Linked DNA regions of Homo sapiens: all the other regions are linked to region 3. The links are chromatin contacts, found by Hi-C or POLR2A ChIA-PET in ENCODE. All regions are on one chromosome and are shown on one strand. The core of a region is the stretch at or near the end of the contact, and the rest is flanking DNA. Distances in the headings are between cores, read along the strand shown.

Evidence for each region. A loop is a pair of places that touch in the nucleus more often than their neighbours do. ChIA-PET counts read pairs that join two places held with the same protein, here RNA polymerase II (POLR2A). Pooled maps may share reads with other maps.
Region 1: a map of naive thymus-derived CD4-positive, alpha-beta T cell shows a loop between it and region 3 (2.9-fold over the local background). The contact joins the promoter of REXO4 here to the enhancer-like site in region 3. A Hi-C loop is called at or near these places in 4 of 168 maps with a recorded cell type or tissue (chondrocyte, naive thymus-derived CD4-positive, alpha-beta T cell, ovary and 1 more) and 6 of 50 pooled maps. POLR2A ChIA-PET finds 5 or more read pairs at or near these places in 3 of 52 experiments (MCF 10A, activated CD8-positive, alpha-beta T cell and activated naive CD4-positive, alpha-beta T cell).
Region 2: a pooled map shows a loop between it and region 3 (2.5-fold over the local background). The contact joins the promoter of SURF4 here to the enhancer-like site in region 3. A Hi-C loop is called at or near these places in 5 of 50 pooled maps. POLR2A ChIA-PET finds 5 or more read pairs at or near these places in 2 of 52 experiments (A673 and activated CD8-positive, alpha-beta T cell).

The regions. Positions count from the first base shown.
Region 1 is chr9:133,416,666-133,419,365 of GRCh38, reverse strand. It overlaps REXO4 (REX4 homolog, 3'-5' exonuclease), which reads left to right and starts at 1,356. Exons shown (of 8, transcript NM_020385.4): 1 at 1,356-1,746. The coding sequence starts at 1,522. It also overlaps a transcript of ADAMTS13 not described here. RefSeq lists an enhancer at 1,042-1,261 and a silencer at 1,372-1,611.
Region 2 is chr9:133,374,810-133,377,509 of GRCh38, reverse strand. It overlaps SURF4 (surfeit 4), which reads left to right and starts at 1,450. Exons shown (of 6, transcript NM_033161.4): 1 at 1,450-1,588. The coding sequence starts at 1,541. STKLD1 (serine/threonine kinase like domain containing 1) reads right to left here and starts at 1,144. Exons shown (of 18, transcript NM_153710.5): 1 at 950-1,144. The coding sequence starts at 1,036. RefSeq lists silencers at 906-1,405, 1,496-1,735, 1,746-2,025.
Region 3 is chr9:133,700,754-133,703,453 of GRCh38, reverse strand. SARDH (sarcosine dehydrogenase) reads left to right here. Exons shown (of 21, transcript NM_001134707.2): 13 at 425-538. Among named protein-coding and RNA genes, the nearest start is that of SARDH, 36 kb to the left of the region's middle. Within about 2 kb of position 1,358, at least 13 of the 41 ENCODE cell types and tissues checked have a DNase peak (open chromatin) inside an H3K27ac peak, as active enhancers do; they include A673 and ovary, where a contact is called at or near this core.

The DNA.
Region 1 (2,700 bases), core at 107-2,606, 280 kb after region 3:
CTGATTAGACGTCTCTCCTTGGTGACTGACGGCCCGTTCAAACTCAGCAAGTGTGAAAAGGAGCTCATGGCTCCACCCCCATACTTCACCCTGCTCCCCGCAGACATTTATTGAGATGATAAATGGCCACACCCAATTGCTCAGACCAAAATCCTAGGAGCCTCACTTCCCTGTTACTCCATCAACCTCTGCCTGTTACACACGCACATCAAATCTACCCACTCCCGGCCGGGCACGGTGGCTCACACCTGTAATCCCAGCGCTTTGGGAGGCCGAGGCGGATGGATCACTGGAGGTCAGGAGTTCAAGACAGCCTGGCCAACGTGGCGAAACCCCAGGTCTACTAAAAATACAAAAATTGGCAGAGAGTGGTGGCGTGCACCTATAGTCCCAGCTACTCAGGAGGCTGAGGCAGGAGAATCGCTTGAACCCAGGCGGCAGAAGTAAGGGAGGAGACCACCCCTCATATTGTCTTATGCCCAATTTCTGCTTCCAAATAAAGAAGTAAAAACTAAAAGGCAGAAATAAAATCCACAGGCAGACAGCCCGGCGCCGCGCCCTGGGCCTGGTTAAAGATCAATCCTTGACCTAACCGGTTATGTTATCTATAGATTTCAGACATTGTATGGAAAAGCATTGTGAAAATCCCTGTCCTGTTCTGTTGCGTTCTGATTACCGGTGCATGCAGCCCCCAGTCACGTACCCCCTGCTTGCTCAATCGATCACGACCCTCTCACACAGACCCCCTTAGGGTTGTAAGCCCTTAAAAGGGACAGGAATTGCTCACTCAGAGAGCTCGGTTTTTGGAGACGTGAGTCTGCCGATGCTCCCCACTAAATAAAGCCCTTTCCTTCTACAATTCGGTGTCTGAGGGGTTCTTGTCTGCGGCTCGTCCTGCTACAGAGTGAACTGGCAGGAACTCCTCCCGGTGCCTGGGCCTCAGTTTCCCCACTGTACGTGGAAGATGAGCCGCTGTGAGGCTGAGCAAGGAGCAGCCCAAGGCGGGAAAGGCTCGAGAGTCCAGGACGCAGGCGAGCGACCTAGCCCGGCTCTCACTAGCCCCACCGCCCAGTGCCCCCAGCTCAGCTGCCCTACCAGGTGCTACACACACAGCGGCCCCCCAGTTCCCTTCCGGCGTTCGCATCTCTCATCCCCATCCCGGATCTTGGGGAGGTCCTCGGCTTGCCCCAGTCAAACTCGAGGTCGATGACCCCGGATGCCGCTGGCTAAGGCGGCGGCCCAAGTCCCGTGCGGGTGAACCGCCCAGGCTGCGCGGAACCAGAGGCAGGGATCCGGTTTCCAGCCGGTTGTGGAGAGACGAGCGCTTCCGGGGACTGGAGCGTGCGTGCTGAGGTATGCGCAACGCGTGCGGGGTCTCTTCCGGAGTCTTTTCCTGGACGGGGTCCCTGCGGTGGGTGTGTTTCGGCCTGGCCTGGGCAGGCGCTTGTGCTGCCAGGGCGCCGGGCCCGGGGAGGCCGGGGTCTCGGGTGGCCGCCGGCCCAGGCGCTGGACGGCAGCAGGATGGGGAAGGCGAAGGTCCCCGCCTCCAAGCGCGCCCCGAGCAGCCCCGTGGCTAAGCCGGGTCCTGTCAAGACGCTCACTCGGAAGAAAAACAAGAAGAAAAAAAGGTTTTGGAAAAGCAAGGCGCGGGAAGTAAGCAAGAAGCCAGCAAGCGGCCCCGGTGCTGTGGTGCGACCTCCAAAGGCACCAGAAGACTTTTCTCAAAACTGGAAGGCGCTGCAAGAGGTGAGGCTTGAGGGGGCCCGGGCGGAGCGCTGCGCAGCTCATTCCCGCAGAACGCGACGGAGGGAAAGACTTGGGTAGCCCCAAAAGACCTGTAAAGGCAGATTTGAATCGAAATCTTGTAAACAGCTTTTCACAAGAAAGGTGGCCTGTTGAGGGAGGTCTCGAACTTGTTTGCTTGAAAGAAATTGATGAAAGAATTATTTCAAGTACAAAAAAGCAAAGATAAACCCTTGTACCTTTTGCATAATGAACTAACTAGAATGGATTTTACAAAGAGAAATTTAGCTTAAAATCCCGAAACCAGGCCGGGCGCGGGGCCTCACGCCTGTGATCCCAGCACTTTGGGAGGCCGAGGCGGGCAGATCCCCTGAGGTCAAGAGTTCAAGACCAGCCCGGCCAACATGGTGAAACCCCGTGTCTACTAAAAAAGTACAAAAAATATTAGCCGGGCGTGATGGCGCGCGCCGGTAGTCGCAGCTACTCGGGGAGCCTGAGGCAGAAGAATCGCTTGAACCCGGGAGGCAGAGGCAGTAGTAAGCCGAAATCGCGCCACTGCACTCCAGCCTGGGCGACAGAGCGAGACTCCATCTCAAACAACAACAACGAAAGAACACACTGGTCTGTGTAGCAAGACAGGGAGAAAGAAGATTCCTGTGTAGAAGTGAAAAGCAGATAGCAGACATGTGATGGGGTTCTAGCGACACTTACGGTCTTGAAGTAAATACTAATTGAGCTCCTAAAAATGTGCACTCTGCCATGTGCTCTATGCCATGCGTGTTGCAATCCCCACAATAAGACTGTGAGGTGGACACTTCCATCATCGCTATTGTACAGATGAGGAAATAGGCTGGAAAAGTTTAAATAGATCATCTAAGATTGCGGCTGGGAACCAGGTGGCTGACTCTGGAGTCCATGCTTTTAAGGCTGTGTTGTACCTGCTGTCTCCCTAGTGAC
Region 2 (2,700 bases), core at 201-2,700, 330 kb after region 3:
GTATTTTTAGTAGAGACAGTTTCTCCATGTTGGTCAGGCTGGTCTTGAACTCCCGATCTCAGGTGATCCGCCCGCCTTGGCCTCCCAAAGTGTTGGGGATTACAGGCGTGAGCCACCGAGCCCGGCCAGGGACTGCTGTTCTAAGCCACAGCGGGCTGAGGGCAGAGCTGGTGTGAGAGCGTTCAAGCTTAGGCAGCAAATTAAACAGTAAAATGGAGCCGTATCTCGAATCAAGTCTATTTTTTTTTCCAAAAGCAGGTATATTCCTGAAACGTCTATTTTTTTTTAATCTGAAAAACAACTTTACTTTAAAAATTATCTGGCCACCAGAAGCTCATCTGCTTCACCTCTGGCAACGCCCTATAGTCCTCTCACACAAAGACAATTCTTCCAAAGTGACAAAAATCTAACCCGCAAACTGTTTCCAAGCGAATGCATTTTTCACAAATGCTGAATCTAACATTTAATAAAGTGTATATATCATGTATAGAAGCATTTAATTAAACATTTACTTTTATTTTGCAGCTTTCCTTTTGTGTTTTGTGAATTTTTTAGGTCTCAAACATTTTCACAGACCCACGCTGCAGGGGTGTTTTTAGGGGACTGGGGGCTCCCAATTATGTACTCGGGATGTTCCCGGGGGTCCTGCCTCGGTGGACCCAAGCGCACAGACCCCAGGCACGAAGGATAGAGGAGCTGCCCCACGCCCTCAAATACTCAGCCAGGGCTGGAGAATCCTTAGTCAATTCACAAAGGGGGAAACTGAGTGGCAAAGGGCACCCAGGAGGTCACCGTTGGAGGCCCCCCGGGTTCAACCTAGGAGCTGCAGGCCGACACTGGCCAGGGCGCGGGCCCCTCGCCGCCCTCGGTCGGAACCGCCGGCCGTAGCTCCAGGGTTGCGACCGTTACCCCACGGAGCTCCCGCCTCCCCGCAGGGAACACTCGGCACCTGGTACTTCTCCATGGGCTCTCCGGGGGACCCTGGGCCTCGCTCCCCCTGCGTGGGGCGCCTGCGATTGGACCCTGGCCCAAGCATGATCAGTAGCGACCGCGTACGGGCGAGCGTCCACCCCTGGCCCCACCCCGCGTGGGTCAGTGGGACCCGCGGGATCCTCCCCGCCCGAACGGCGCCCTCGAGGCACTCAGGCGTCCCTCCCGCGCGCTGGCCCCAGACCCCCAGGTCCCCGCCCCCTTAAAAGGGACGCGTTCCGCCGGGCCGGGAGGGACCGCAGGGCCTGCGCGCGGCGGGCGGGGCCTCCAGCGTGAGAGGCGTGGCGTCGAGCGCGGCGGGCGTGGCTTCGAGCGGATGGGTCGGGAGGCTGGGGATGGCGCGTGGCCCCTTTAAGACGCACCGGGGCGGGCCCGGGCGGCGCGCGGCCCCTTTAAGGCTTGGCCTACGTGGCAGCCGCTGGAGCCGCAGCCGACGCGGAGCGAGGCCGGCCGCCGGGCACTTCCTGTGGAGGCCGCAGCGGGTGCGGGCGCCGACGGGCGAGAGCCAGCGAGCGAGCGAGCGAGCCGAGCCGAGCCTCCCGCCGTCGCCATGGGCCAGAACGACCTGATGGGCACGGCCGAGGACTTCGCCGACCAGGTGCGGCCTGCGGGCTCCTCCCCCGGCCCCGGTCCCGACCCAGGCCGCCCGGGCCGCTCCGGAGTCGGCCTCCCAGCGCAGGGCGCCAGGCCCGGGCCGCCCCCTGACTCCTTGTTCCCACAGGGGGACCCCCCCGCCCGGGCCCTCTGTCCCGGCTGGACAGCCCCAAACCCGGCCTCCGGGCCCAGTCTCCCCTGCCCGCTGGGCCGCTCCCGGAGCCCGGGCCTCGGCGCCCTGCCTGGCTAGCCGCCCCCACCCTCCAGCCAGCCCGGGGCGCGGGCTGTGGGGGTTTCTTCCCGGGCCGGCGGCGCGAGTCCTGGCGTTGGGTCGGGTCTGAGGCTCGCGGGGAGCGCCTCGGCGTTTGGAGCTGCTGGGGGGTCCCCGCACGTTTTTCCTCTCACTGGGGCTCCCGGAGGCGGGCTGGGAGCTCGGGGACGAACGGGGGCCGGGGGTCCTCCCAGAGGAAAGGGGGCGCGCTGGCGTGCGCCCCAGCTACAGGAAGCCACAGCACCTTTTCCTTTTCTCTTTCCCAGATGTGCTGGACTCTTGGGGTCCCTTTGACCCTGTCTGCGTCTCCCTCCCCGTTTGGACTCTGCCCTGGGCTGGATTGAGTGGGGACCTGTACACAGCCTGGGAGGAGGGGAAGCCTATCTCCCTGATAGTCTCCTTCCAGAAGTGTCCAGGTGGCATTCTGAGCAACAGGGAAGCCTTTGAAACAGGCGGTTGGGTAACTGTTGAGAGCATTCGGGAACTGGGTGGACAGGATCCGATCCTACAAAGTGAAGGGACACAACTCCCTTCCCTCTTTCTTGATTAAGCTTGACAGAACAAAAAAACAAAAACAAAAGGTGGTGGTGGTTACGCAGATTTATGCCTTTTACTTCTAAAAGAATCCCGTTATGTCGACAAATTAACAGCCTTATCCCCGCAGGGAGAGCCTTGTGTGGCCCACTTGCCGTTTTTTCCTCGGTTTACTTAATGTGTTCGTGTGGCTTTGCTAGAGTTTTAAGTAGTGATGGTTAAATTTTTAAATTTTTCTGGAGGTGGTAGTGAGTCATCAAACTCTGAGGCCTAGACTTATCGGAAGGCTTGTATATGTGTGGTTTAAAAAA
Region 3 (2,700 bases), core at 109-2,608:
TCATCTGTAGAAAGGGGCACACCTGGTAGGAGTGTAAGACGCTTCCCGCAGGGGCTGGCCCAGAGCAGGAGCTGGGCCTGGGATTGCCGTGGCTCCAGGGAGCAGCCCTGGCTGAGGTCCTGGGTAACCACCTCTCCCTGTCGTTCCCCACCTTGGGTGCATCCAGCTCCTCCTCCAGCCTCCTGGGCCCTGGCTGGGCTCTCAGACCCACCAGGCAACCCTGCGGCCTCCTTTGTGCCTCTGTTTTGCCTGGACCTCATGGGGGCCCCCTGCCCGCGTCCACAACACACGGGCACTCAGTGCAGGGCTCTCCGAGGGCAGGGCCAGGCCTGACCCCATCACAGCCTCAGCGGGACCCCGCTCTGGGGAGGGAAGCGGGGAGGGGCCAAAGAGGCAGGCTGAGGACCACGTCTTTTCTTCCCAGGTCCTCGAGTACGACTACTACGGGGCTTACGGGAGCCGCGCGCACGAGGACTACGCCTACCGCAGGCTGCTGGCAGACGAGTACACCTTCGCCTTCCCGCCCCACCACGACACGGTGCGTAGCTGGGGTCCACCGTGGGGGTCCGTCCTTCTGCCTGTCCCTCAGATAAGCCATTGCGCCGGCCCTCGGCTGGCCCTGCAGGGGCTCCCCTCCCCCAGGAGTCTCTTCGGGCTCTGCATTCACGCTTTTTTCGGCTGACTCCATTTTGAGGAGGAATCATGCGTTTTCCTCTCCCCCTCCTCCCTCTGTGCCGAGATTTTGCCAGCAGCCAGGCCTGAGCGGAAGTGGTGCTGCTGGGGATGGGGTGAGGTGGGGGCGGAGGCAACGGGCTGGGGCCCGGTGGGGCTGCACCGCTCTGAGCCTCCGCCTCCCGCTCTCCGGAGCTGCGCCGAGGCTGGCATGAGACGTGGTGGGGGAAGGGGGTCCTCCCTCCTGGAAGCCAGCGCAGAGTAGATCCAGGACAAGGGGGCCGCAGGCTCCTGGGCATCAGGCCCCGTATGGGCCCCTCCAAGGGACAAGCAGAGGGAACCAGAGCCGGGAGGGCCGTGGCCTGGAGCCTGCTTGCTGTTCCTCTGGCTCCAAAGTGGGCAGGCGAGGCTGCTCACACGGGGCAGCTGGCAGCCCGTCGCCCCTGCCTGGGGACCTGGCTCCCACGTGCAGGGGGTGGAGGTGAGGAGTCTTGGGGGTCTTCTCCCCCGCAGCAGCCTGCACCACACAGGGGCGTTCTCCCCCGCAGCTGTCCGGGAAGGAGCGAGGCCAGCGTCTGCCCTGGCCTGCCCAGTCGTGTTGTAAAGTGCTCACAGGTGGAGCACAGCTGTTGTCCCCGTGCCACCCCAGGGAGACGCGTGACACCTCACTGCGAATCTGACATAGGAGCAGAGCCAAGGCCTGAGCCCAGAGTCTCAGAGCCCAGGGACAGCTTAGGAGGCATCCACGAGGGGGTTCCTTCCTGGGGCCTCTAGGCCAGTCGCAAGTCCGGCTTGGGTAGGGTCTGACCCTGCGGTCGTCCGTTGCCTTGAAGGGCCCCGCTTGGGTTCATGCTGTGCTGTCAGTGCCTTGAGACTCTTCATGGTCTTTGAGCAAGGTCCCCACTGGGTCCCGCACTGGGTTCTGTAGCCAGTTCTGAAGGGAATAAACCGTTCATTTCCACCATCTCCCCGAAAGCTTGCTCTAGTGGTGGAACATCTGTTCAAGGCGTCGGAAGAGGGGGCTCCTGCAGGAAGGAGGAGGCGTGTGTGTCATGAAGCGCCGCAGCAGCAGGGCCGGCTCAGTGCCCGAGTCCCTTGTCGCTGCCTCCCAGGGAGTGCTCGGGGCTCCGTCTGGCACCTCCGCACCCACAGCTTCTAAAGCCTGTGGGACTCTGGCCCTCGAGGATGTGGGAGCTCGGGGGAGATGCCAACTTGGCTTTGTGGCTTCATCCGGCCTCCGCAAACGCGCCTGAAGCCGTCCTAAAGCACGAAACACGTGCTTGTTCTTGGCGCTGGCAGCTTCCCCGGCCTGCTAGAGGAGCCCAGCGCGGGAGGCTGCTGAGGGTTTTGGTTGGCAGCCCCGGTGGCATCAGCAAAGGTACAGCAGAAACCGACAAAGGGGAGCCCTGTCCTGAAGGACAGTGATGCCTGGTGGGGCTGGAGAAGCCATGGAGAGCTCAGGAGGCAGATGGTCCCTGTGGTGTGCTGGTAACAGCTTAACAACCAGCTCTCTGGGGCAGAGGGGAGGAAGCTGGCTCTGTAGCACCGGCCAATTTCCCTGATGTAAATGCTTTCTCCATGGCTGATTTCAATCCAGTCCGCCAATGAGGCATCACTGAATGTGGAGCTGGGCAGGGATCTGCCTGACCAGCTGTCAGGGTCAGTGCACCCCTGCACAGCCTGGCTGGACCATAACTCTGCCACTGCCTGGCTGTGCCACCATCCCTGGCCTCCCTGAGTATGTGAGGGGTAATATGAGTTCCCTTGTGGAAACTCAAAGGGAGTTTGGGAGGAGATGAAACAGCTTCCCGACACACGGCAGCTGTTCAGGAAGCTGTGGTTGTTGCTGTCATGATTATTTTTTTCCTGTAACAACAATGAGGTGGGCACCTCTGCTCAGCAGTGGGGGGCATGTTGAGCCCTGAAGGGGAAGACCAAGTAGAACATACAGTGAAGAATAGAAGATTCTCAAAACCTCACCCAGGCATTTGTAAACCTGGGGAAGGAAATAGGGAGTGATGTTGTTTA